2 separate regions of the Mus musculus genome follow, and region 2 is linked to region 1. A link is a contact called in ENCODE Hi-C or POLR2A ChIA-PET data. All regions are on one chromosome and are shown on one strand. Each heading gives the region's core, a stretch centred on a gene start or an enhancer-like site at or near the end of the contact. The rest is flanking DNA. Distances are from core to core; before and after follow the strand shown.

Region 1 (5,295 bases), core at 1,720-4,219:
GAGAAAAATCAGGTGCTGTAGGTGGTAATCAGATTTCTTCTTGTTTGTAGAAAGCGATTGCTAGGCACATAGCCGCAGGGAACCGTGGGTCATGTGCAGAACAAGCACTAAATAGTTAGCTCTTGGGATTTCTCCTTAGGTCTTCCCTGCCATCTTGTTTCCGATCTTCTCCGCTTTATGCATGTTGAAGTTCAGGATACATTCTGTAGATTAGTTCCTCTTGAGTGTTACCTGTTAAAAATATTTTTTTTTTTAAAAAAAGAGAGTCCATTTAACATTTGTCCATCTTGGACATTTTCTTTCCTGAGTTTGCTGTAAAATTTCGAGACAGGCGACTTGCATGGATGCATAAATATTTTAAAAGCTACAGATCTTATACATGCAAAATATGCTTACAGTCTTCAATAATCTTTAATGCAGTGCTCATCCATTATATATGAGCCCACAAAGGAGACACTTGGATTCTTCAGAGTCCTCAGTGCTTCACAAAGGGCGGCTTTGGGAGAGTTAAATACCACACACTCTCACTTTGTAAAACCATCACCGAATGCCCTTAGTGGAATAACCCTGAACACAATCGAGGCTGTTCTGTCTTTAATAATCTGGACCACAGGAAAGGAGAGAGGTTTCTCTGATATGACATTCTTTGTGTGGTAGAGGTAACAGGATGTTCTCCTTGTAATACGACCGCTATATTAAAATGCTCTCATCAGTTCTTGGAGACACTAACTCATCCTTTGTGGCTGAACTCAAATGTCACGGCCCCTGTGAACTGCTTTCTAACACCTCAAGCAAGATTGCTCGTTCCCACGGAAACTGATCGGTACCTTATCTCACAATGTCTTAATTATTTGTGGGCTTGCTTACCCAGTAAACGAACTCCTTGAGGGATAGATGGTCGGCTGAGGCAGCACTTAGACTTAGACATCCTGGAATGAGGGAGTATACCCACATTGGTAGGTGCCATGCTTGCAAAGGGGATGTATTTGTACAAATCAGCAGAAAAGCTATTCAAAGAAATGTTGTCATCCAGATATAGAACTAAAACTAGAATTTTGGAGATGTTGTCATTTTAAAATCCCCTGGTCTCTGTCTCTACCTCTAAACCCCCTTTCTCTTTCTCAGCATGTTTTCAAGTCCTGGCTGGCCTGGAAGTCATGACCTTCTTGCGTCTGCCTCTTTGAGTCCCGGGATCATAGATAGTGTGCCACTACCTGAGTCAGAGGCCAGCCTGGGTTACAGAATAGGACACATAAAATAAATAGATAAACGAAGGTAAAGGAAGAAAAAGAAAGGCCAACATTTTATGGTGAAGGAGTGAGAGCCTTTTTTTCTGATTAGCGTGTGTTGATTGGTGCTATATTTAGAGCTGAAAGCCAGAGGAAAGGAAAGGGCAGGGTTTGATTTGTGTTTGGAAGTTTCCATTCCATAGATTTTTGCCTCAGGGATGACCTCCTGATGTGGGAGCTTGTCAGGAGTCCCTTTTGTAAAATGGGGAGACACCTTCAGAGCTGGGAACCGAGTTATCTGGGAAATAGTACATTCAGCCCAGGCTTCAAAACTCTTCCCTGCTTGTCTCTCTGGATTAATGCTCCAGTCTGCTTTGCTGCTGCTGTGATCAACTCTAGGACCCAACACAACCCGGAGAGGGGAGGGTTAATTTGGCTTATACCTAACATTTTATTATACATGACATCAGAGCAGGAGCTCAAGGGAAGAACCCAGGGGGCCCTGCTATACAAATCAGGATGGTCTACAGCTTGCTGTTTAGCCCAGCCTGGCCTAAAATCTACCATTCTCCTGCCTCAACAACTGGAGGGCTGAGGTTGCAGGTGTGCACAGTCTCCGTGCCTTGTTAGTTAGTTTTCATTCAATGAATAGGTCACAGCAACCGCGATTGCTCGGTGCTGCCCATTGCTACCTAAGGTCACAGGTAACTGAACAGCTCTCGTCTCGTTCTTAACACTTGGTGGATGTCGTCTCGTTCTTAACACTTGGTGGATGCAGCCGTAAAGTGGAGAAGTCCATTGGCTGACCTCTTCCCTGTGACCTGCAGCCAGACAGGGCTTAGAATAGGTTGAAAGGAACTGGTTCTTGATCTGCTTGTTGAGCTGGTTTTTGAGATACGGTTTTCCCCCCAGTTTCTCTGGTCTCCATTTCCATATCGGTATAACTGTGATGGGCTTGGCCTGCCTTCAGTATTCTGGCAGCAGTTGGGCAAGGTGGTGCACGCCTTGAACCCCAGCACTCCAGCACTTGGGAGGCAGAGGGCTGTCAGATCTCTAGGAGTTGGAGGCCAGCCTGGGCTACGGAAGAGTTCCAGAACAGGCAGGGTTACACAGAGAGACTCTGTCTCAAAACCAACTAAAACCAAACCAGAAAGAACTCTAGCTGAATCTACTTGACTGGTCTAAGAAAAGGATTTCGGAAAAGGACTCTCCACTTGGCCCAGAAGCCAGAGTTATCTAAAACAAAACAAAACAAAACAAAACAAAACAAAACAAACCAAAACAAACCAAACCCCATAAAGGCCTTGCAAATTAGGATAATTATAGATAGCTACGTCATCGATTTAGTCAGGTATACATAGCTGACATTTAAACTTATTTCAGATTCTCCCCTCTCCCCCAGCCCTGCCCCAGCAAGAGAGTGAAACCTTATTGTGGTTTCGGTCTTATGTAGCCTTTGCATCTCCTTAAATTTTTAAGAAGAATTCTGAGACTTTTACTTTTCATTTTTCTTTCTTTTTTTTTTTTTTTTTTGGACTGTAATTACCCACAACATTTGGTCTGGAATTCCCCTTAAGATATTCTCAGAACTTCAGGATCCTGCCGAGTTGTCACAGGGGTAATGTGAAAACCAGAGTAAATACGGCACATGGGGTTCCTTCATACTGAATGAGAGGCAGTTGTGAGTGGAGTAAATGTGTCTGGGAACACACATGCACACCTTGAATTTGATACTGAACTACTGCCTTTGGAAGGCACATTAACTTTCCCCGGTTACCAGGGTTTTCGTTGACATGCTGGGCTATAAATAGCTCCCTGGAGGTGCAAGGGAAATGACACATGACTTCCTTCTTCCCAGGGGACTTAGGACATCAGGGAGTGAAACTCCCTTGCAAATGTTCGGCTCCTTGTCTGCTGGCACTGTTTATAAGGTCACATTTTAGATTAGTCTTCTGAGGTGAGGAATAAAAACGGCAGACAGGGGCTCCCCGAAAGGGCTGCTTCTCAGGGAAAATAATTTTGCATGGAATTTACCTAGTGCACTGCATAAAAATTCTTAGTACAGAATATCTGATACAGTGTAAAAAAATGTATTTCCCTTGAGTTGCTTAAATGCCATCATGCTTGGTATATATAATATGAGGTGCCTTGTTCTATAAATCGTCTCTCCAGAGCCTCTGTGCTGCGTCTCCTGTATGAGCAGCTATGGCGCCTGTTTAGGAAAGGGGAATTGAGTAATTTCTTGCTGAATTCAAACAACATATAGCCACCAGAGGAAATGCAGAAAAAAAAATCTTTATTTTGCTTTGTTATTTTTTAGAGTAAGCAATTTATCTACAGAATTTAGGGGGAAAAAACCCATGTTCTTCCCATAATATTTTGTCTGCTCTATTTCTTGTAGACTTGAAAAATAGGCTGGGTGGGGAGGGCCTGGCTGTGTGAGCCGGGTCAGCAGGTGAGAGCTGTTTGAGCTCCCATCACACATAGCCTGCTTGTCTTTGAATCTCCCTGGTATCTTCCACATAGCAGGCCTTCTCTGAAAAACTATCAAATGTACTAAAATTTATTTTGTTGTGAAAATAATTTCGAGGCCTCCGAGGACTCAGACAGTGCTTGGAAAACGTATTCCTGGATGCTTCTCATTTTAGCTGCATTGCTCTGCTGAGGGGACCCATGTGTGTGATTGAAACACGGGGCATGAGCCTGGGAAGAAATTATAGATAGGAAAAAAAGCAGCAAAAACTGGTAATGTTTGTTAAATATGGGTCACATTAATACAGACTTGCTTTACCTAGCAAGTCAGAGGCTTTGATTTTAGTGTTTAGAGGGATATGTATATACAATATACAACATACAACATATAACATATAATATATAATATATAATAAATAGACACACACATATAATATATATGTAACACACACACACACACACACACACACACACACACACACACATATATATATATATATAATAGGACTTGCTTTTCTTCTTTAAAGAGTTTTATCAAGAAAGCAAGAAAATCAGGTTCATTTTCTGAAATCAGACCCCACTCCTGAGTCCATAAAGTCTAGGCTAGCCTCAAGCTCTTGATCTCTGTTTCAGTCGTTCAAGTGCTGGGATTATAAGTCTGAGTGACAGACAATATTTAAATACACATCAACAATTTAATGTACTGAATAACCCTTTTTGTATAATTGTCATTTCTGCCTTTTAAGACTAATAAACTCCATTGGACATAGTGGCACGCACCTTTAAGCTCTGCACTTGGAAGGCAGAGGCAAGTGGATTTCTATGAGTTTGTAGCCAGCCTGGTCTACATACTAAATTTTAGGACAACCAGCTACATAATATGACCCTGTCTATAAATGATGATGATGATGATAAACTGGGCCAATGAGATGTCTCAGTGGGTAAAGGTGCCCGCTGTCACACCTGAGGACCTGAGGTAGATGCCTGGTGTCCACATGGTAGAAGGAGAAAACCAATTCCCACAAGTTGTCCTTTGACACCCGTGCCAGGGTATGTGTGTGCCCCCTCCCCCTACCACATACACACAAAGTAAATAAACAATTAACGGAAGCATCAAGATGAATACAGTGATGTTCAGAGATGTCAGAGAGCTTGCTGCAGTGCACCCAGTGAGTGGCAAATTAGGATTCTTCCCCCGAAGTGTCTCCGACACTGAACAGATGCGTACACACGGTAAGTCGAAACGGTGTCAAAACATCTGTTCTTTTCGGGTTCTCTCTTGTCTGTAATTATTACCTGTAGACTCTTTCTTGAGTCTTCAGGCTAGATCAGGGTGTTGCTGATGTGAAACAATAAAAGCATCCCACCTCAGTTACCAGATCTGGCAGCATTTCCTGGCAGTATCTCCTGGGAAGTCAGACTGGGTAACACTGAATTACTTTGACTAAAAGGGAAAACAGAAGCTAGAGTGTTTAATTCTCCCTCCGGCTCCCTCTCCCTCCCCCTCCCTCTAAAAGGCAGCGGCTGTCAGGTTTCCTAATGCTGCGACCCATTAATACAGTTCCTTATGCTGTGGTGACCCCCCCCCCCAACC
Region 2 (5,295 bases), core at 1,551-4,050, 110 kb after region 1:
GAGGATTTCTTTTTACTGGTGTGTTGTTTTCAAAGATTGTCATGATTAAAAATAAATAAATAAATAAATAAATAAATAAATAAATAAATAAATAAAATGTCAGAAAATTCTTCTAGATTAAAATAAGCTAAGAGGACCACATTGTCACTTGAGGGGGTGTACAGTCACCTTGGAAACACATGAAGGTGTTTTCAGGAAGTTTTAACAGAGTAAGGAAGACTTGCCCCAAATGTGGATGTCACTGTCCCATAGGCTGGGGTCCCAGACTGAGGGAAAGAAGGACCACTGGGTGTCAGCCCCCACCTCTCTGACTTCTGACTGAAGACCCAGTGTGACCAGTGGCCTCAGCCACCGCTGTGACCTCCTTCCCACAATGCACTCTACCCTCAAACTATGAGCCAAAGTAAACCCATCCTTCCTTAAGTTGATTTTGGCAAGGATTTTATTACATCTAGCAGAAAACTAAGCAATACAAATTTATATAAAGCTTGTGTAAAAAAAACCCAGATAAATATTATAGAAATTGAAATATATACATTTGCATGTACATATTAATATATTATATAATACATATATGTTATATATATATGTGCATATATAATATATACCAAACTATATATATATACTATATATCAAACTATATATATATACACACTATATATCTACTATATATATGTATATACAACACATATATACTATATATATACAACATATATAGTTATATACACACACATTTTATATATATACAACACACACACACACATATATATATATGTGGAATAATAGACAATTTTGAGCTGCTATGTGGATGCTGGGAATTGAATCAGGACCTCTGGAAGAGCAGTCAGTGCTCTTAACCACTGAGCCATCTCTCCAGCCCCAAAGGTTTGTTTTTGTTAATCGAAGAGAGAAGCTTAGGAAACTAGATGGGGCTCAGAGAAGGGCCATTTAGATGCCATGTTGACATGATCAGAGCTGTCTTCAGGTTCCTTCTTACAAGCAAGCTGGTGTAGACAGCCGCACAGGGACGGACAAGTCACCATATCCTGATAACTTTGCAACCTCAGTTCAGAGTGCAGAGCAGTGCCTCCGGAAAAACCCGAGATGCATTTTAGCTCACAGGCTGCATCCTTGCTGGAGAGAGGAGCAGGTTAAGCCTGGCTGGAGAATACTAATTCTGATCCAACTGCTTCATTGTTTATGGAAGTCCAGGCTTCCATATAAAGAAAAGAGCAGTTCTCTTCCTAGATAACATTTGATCCATTATGATTTATCATTTGATGAATGGTGAGAAAAAAATCTGTATGCATTTCATAGAGATTACTTCTTTGGAATATTTTTAAATTTACATTTTTGGGGCTAATTTTCATACTTGGATACCATATTATGCCATTTTCCCCCTTCCTTGCTCTCTACCTCTAACGCTGTTTCTCTTGTCTTTTATTCTTTAGGTACAGTCACAGTCACGTTACAAATGAGCTCAGTGGCATAGCCTACTCAGTTCAGAAACACACTGAATCCTCCAGAGAGGTCCAAGCAGAAAGACTAGTGTCTTAGTCAGGGTTTCTGTTCCTGCACAAACATCACAACCAAGAAGCAAGTTGGGGAGGAAAGGGTTTATTTGGCTTACACTTCCATACTGCTGTTCATCACCAAAGGAAGTCAGGACTGGAACTCAAGCAGGTCAGAAAGCAGGAACTGATGCAGAGACCATGGAGGGATGTTACTTACTGGCTTGCTTCCTCTGGCTTGCTCAGCTTGCTTTCTTATAGAACCCAAGACTATCATCCTGGGGATGGCACCACCCACAATGGACGCTCCCCCCCCCCCCCTTGATCACCAACTGAGAAAATGCCTTACAGCTGGATCTCATGAAGGCATTTCCTCTTTTCTCTGTGATAATGCCAGCTTGTGTCAAGCTGACACACAAAACCAGCCAGTACAGCTATCTCCCACCTAAAAGAACACACAACAAACAGTGAGGCAGCAGTTGTTCATGTTCTTCAGGGGACCTGTCATTCTATCCATTTGGCAGTCTTGGCTAGAACATTAACACCGGGACACAACCAGGACAAGATGGCAGGGGGATGTGGTGGGCTGTGATGCTTCTAGAAAAATCTCAATCTCTCTCTCTCTCTCTCTCTCTCTCTCTCTCTCTCTCTCTCTCTCTCTCTCTCTCTCTCTCTCTCTCTCCAAAACAGACGTTCCAAGAAATGTCTTTCTGTCTCTAGATATTATACTGCCAGGATGCTAGTCAAAATTCCCTCACACCATGAGTAGCTCAGCAGCTGGCTGGCCAGTATCTCCTAGTGGATGAATCGATTGTTCCTAGGGTGCCGGGGAGACTTTCCCAACCCAATCAGGTCCGCTGCTATGCAGCTCTCTGAAAAGTAGGCAGCACATTTAGCAGAGCCAAGAGAGAAGTCTCAGATCCTTCATGACAACCGCGGGCTGCAGGATTAATCAAACCTGGAGTTTTTGGACCTCCGATTTTCTTGTTTTTAATAAACACACTTACGGTTGAAAGTGGGTGGAGTTGGTGTGTGATGAATCGGGACTTGATTTTGCTGACACAGGTATCTGTGAGTTCCCACGTAGGAGAGGGAGGGAGATCTATACTAGGACCGGATGGAACAATGGCAAATGGAAATATTCAGTTGGTGCTCAGGAAGAGAAGAGTGACCATAGAGGAGCCTGGAGTACCATCCGGGTTGGAAAAGAACTCTGTCCTGTCTCCGAGAGGAACAGGATGCTGGCAGGGCTGCTGGTGCCCTTGCCAAGGAGGCTGAAGTTCAGGGCAGTGTTCCAGGAGGAACAGGCGCCCGAACGTGGGTCAGGAAGCCAAGGCATGGGGAAGATTGCTCTGCCAGGTTTTGGGACTGCGCTGCCAGGGTCCAGCGCAAAAGTTATATATAGAGAGGCCAGTCGGAGAAAAAGGAAGCACACAGAGAGCCGATAGACTGTAGAGGACTGGACTAGGTGGTGAACAAGGGTAAGGCTCCCAGGATCCTACAAGGCAGGAGCAGAATTGGTTCAGATGAGACAGAATGCTGGTGGCTTTCCGAAACCGCCACAGATCGGGCTGAGAAATGCAGGAAACATTCTTTTTGCAAACAGTCTTGGCCCATTTTCTTGGTATTGTTATAGAACTGCTTAGTTTTCTTCCTAAACCCTTAAAAGAAGTATCGTGGGGCTGGAGAGATGGCTCAGCAGTTAAGAGCACTAACTACTCTTCCAAAGGTCCTGAGTTCAAATCCCAGCAACCACGTGGTGGCTCACAACCATCCGTAATGAGATCTGACGCCCTCTTCTGGTGCGTCTGAAGACAGCTACAGTGTACTTACATGTAATAATAAACAAATGTTAACAACAACAACAACAACAATAACAACAGAAGTATCATCCCTCCCACCACTGCCTCTGTATTGCGTTTGATATGTGATCCTCTGAAAAGGGCTCCCTCCTCCCTCATTCGAGAAAGGTTCCAAGGTTACTTGCTTATCTGCTGCCGGCAATTTGGGTCCTGTGTGGCACACCCCTTGCTTGCAGTGTGATTTCCATTAGTCATTTCCCCCCTTCTTTCTTTTCTTTGCTCATTCAGTTACCAAGTCATCTGCAGGCTGATTCTTTGGACTCTTATAATTGGATGGTCTGAGGAGGTAGCTTCAGAATAAGGAAATCTGTTGTGGTCACTGCATTCTTTGGAGACCTCAGAGCATCAATTTCTCTCTGATTCAGCCAGGAAGTCTGTCTTCCTTTGGACTGTGGTGGCTGATGTCATGAGAGATGATTTTTGTCTAGTCAGCGGGCTGAGCTCTGTGGCAGCATTAGTACCAGAACGTAGTGATGGTGTCGAATGAAAGAAGAAACCATGAAGGGTGTGGTTCCTCCTTGGCTGTGCCCCATTCCTCATTTCTAATAAGGTTCAGCTTCTTTCACCTCAATTCAGTGTGATGCTTCAGAAAGTGAGCAGAGGATACGGTTTCCTGCAATGCAGGAAGCTACATAGGGGCTGGAGAGATGGCTCAGCAGTTCAGTATTTGCCTGCTCTTGCAGAGGTCCAGCATCCACATCAGTGGGCTTACAACCTCCTGTACTTCAATTGCAGGGGATCTGACAACCTCTTCTGGCTTCTGTGGACACTTGCAGGCATCCACATAAACATACCAACACACACACACACACACACACACACACACACACACACACACACACACACACACACAGAGAGAGAGAGAGAGAGAGAGAGAGAGAGAGAGAGAGAACACCTTTTTTTAAAGTACCATTACAAAGTCATAAATTAAATATGAAGTCGGAAAACATTTGCAGTTTAGTGAACAAGGTCTCATCTTCTTTATGTATAGAACTTTCTCATAAGTTAATAGGAAAAAGGCCACAAGTCCAATGCGAAAAATGTGTAAAATAAAATAAAATCCACAGAAAAGAGGATGTCCTTGTTAAACACATTAAGAGATAGCTAGCTTTATACGGCTGTAGTTAGGAATCAAATTGCTCCAGATAGTCATTTTTACTGTTGCAGGGTAGCAGTTCTCAACCTTCCTGATGCTGTGACCCTTTAATACGGTTCCTCAGGTTGTAGTGACCCCAGCCATAAAATTATTTCTGTTGCTGTTTCATAATTGTAATTTTGCCACTTTTATGAATTGTGGTATAGATCTCATAGTGTAAATATTCTGGTGTCTAGGGTGAACCCTGTGAAAGGGTCATTTGACTCCCAAAGAGTTGGGACCCTGAAGTCGGGCACCACTGTTGCATGGTGAGAAGGAAGTCAAATGTGAACAGATATGAGGAGATTGGTGTTCTCAGACATTACCAGTGGGGTAATAAACTTGTATAACTTCACGAACAGTTATTTGGAATCAGCCTTTAAAATTGTGTATATCTTGAATACTTCACCTCATGAACGCCATTGTCAGAATTTATTCTATAGACTTATTTATCTAGAGTGATTGAAATGCTCACAGTGTTACAGTAAGAGCAGAAGATTTGAAACAATGCAAATATTTGTCAACAGGGAAGTAGTTAAGTAAATTATGGGCATCCTATACAATGAAATATGCTGTCGCCATAAAATGGCAATACTCTTTATGAATACACGTCAAAAGATTACCAAGATATTTTATTTAAAAAAAAACAGGGTAATTTTAAAAATTAGGTAACAAAATTAAAGAATGTATTTGTTTCTCTATGAAATATTCAAGCAAGATGGCCAAGAAATTGATACTCTTTAGGATGTTGGCGGAGAGGAAATTGGTGTCCGGAATTTAGGATAGG

Evidence for each region. A loop is a pair of places that touch in the nucleus more often than their neighbours do. ChIA-PET counts read pairs that join two places held with the same protein, here RNA polymerase II (POLR2A).
Region 2: a map of heart shows a loop between it and region 1 (6-fold over the local background). The contact joins two enhancer-like sites. A Hi-C loop is called at or near these places in 5 of 37 maps with a recorded cell type or tissue (gastrocnemius and heart). POLR2A ChIA-PET finds 5 or more read pairs at or near these places in 1 of 5 experiments (embryonic stem cell).

Annotation. Positions count from the first base shown.
Region 1 is chr10:117,938,047-117,943,341 of GRCm38, forward strand. All of the region lies in intron 3 of 4933411E08Rik (RIKEN cDNA 4933411E08 gene), which reads left to right. Among named protein-coding and RNA genes, the nearest start is that of 4933411E08Rik, 15 kb to the left of the region's middle. Within about 2 kb of position 2,970, at least 2 of the 3 ENCODE cell types and tissues checked have a DNase peak (open chromatin) inside an H3K27ac peak, as active enhancers do.
Region 2 is chr10:118,046,712-118,052,006 of GRCm38, forward strand. All of the region lies in intron 1 of Gm32663 (a long non-coding RNA gene), which reads left to right. Among named protein-coding and RNA genes, the nearest start is that of Gm32663, 36 kb to the left of the region's middle. Within about 2 kb of position 2,801, at least 1 of the 3 ENCODE cell types and tissues checked has a DNase peak (open chromatin) inside an H3K27ac peak, as active enhancers do.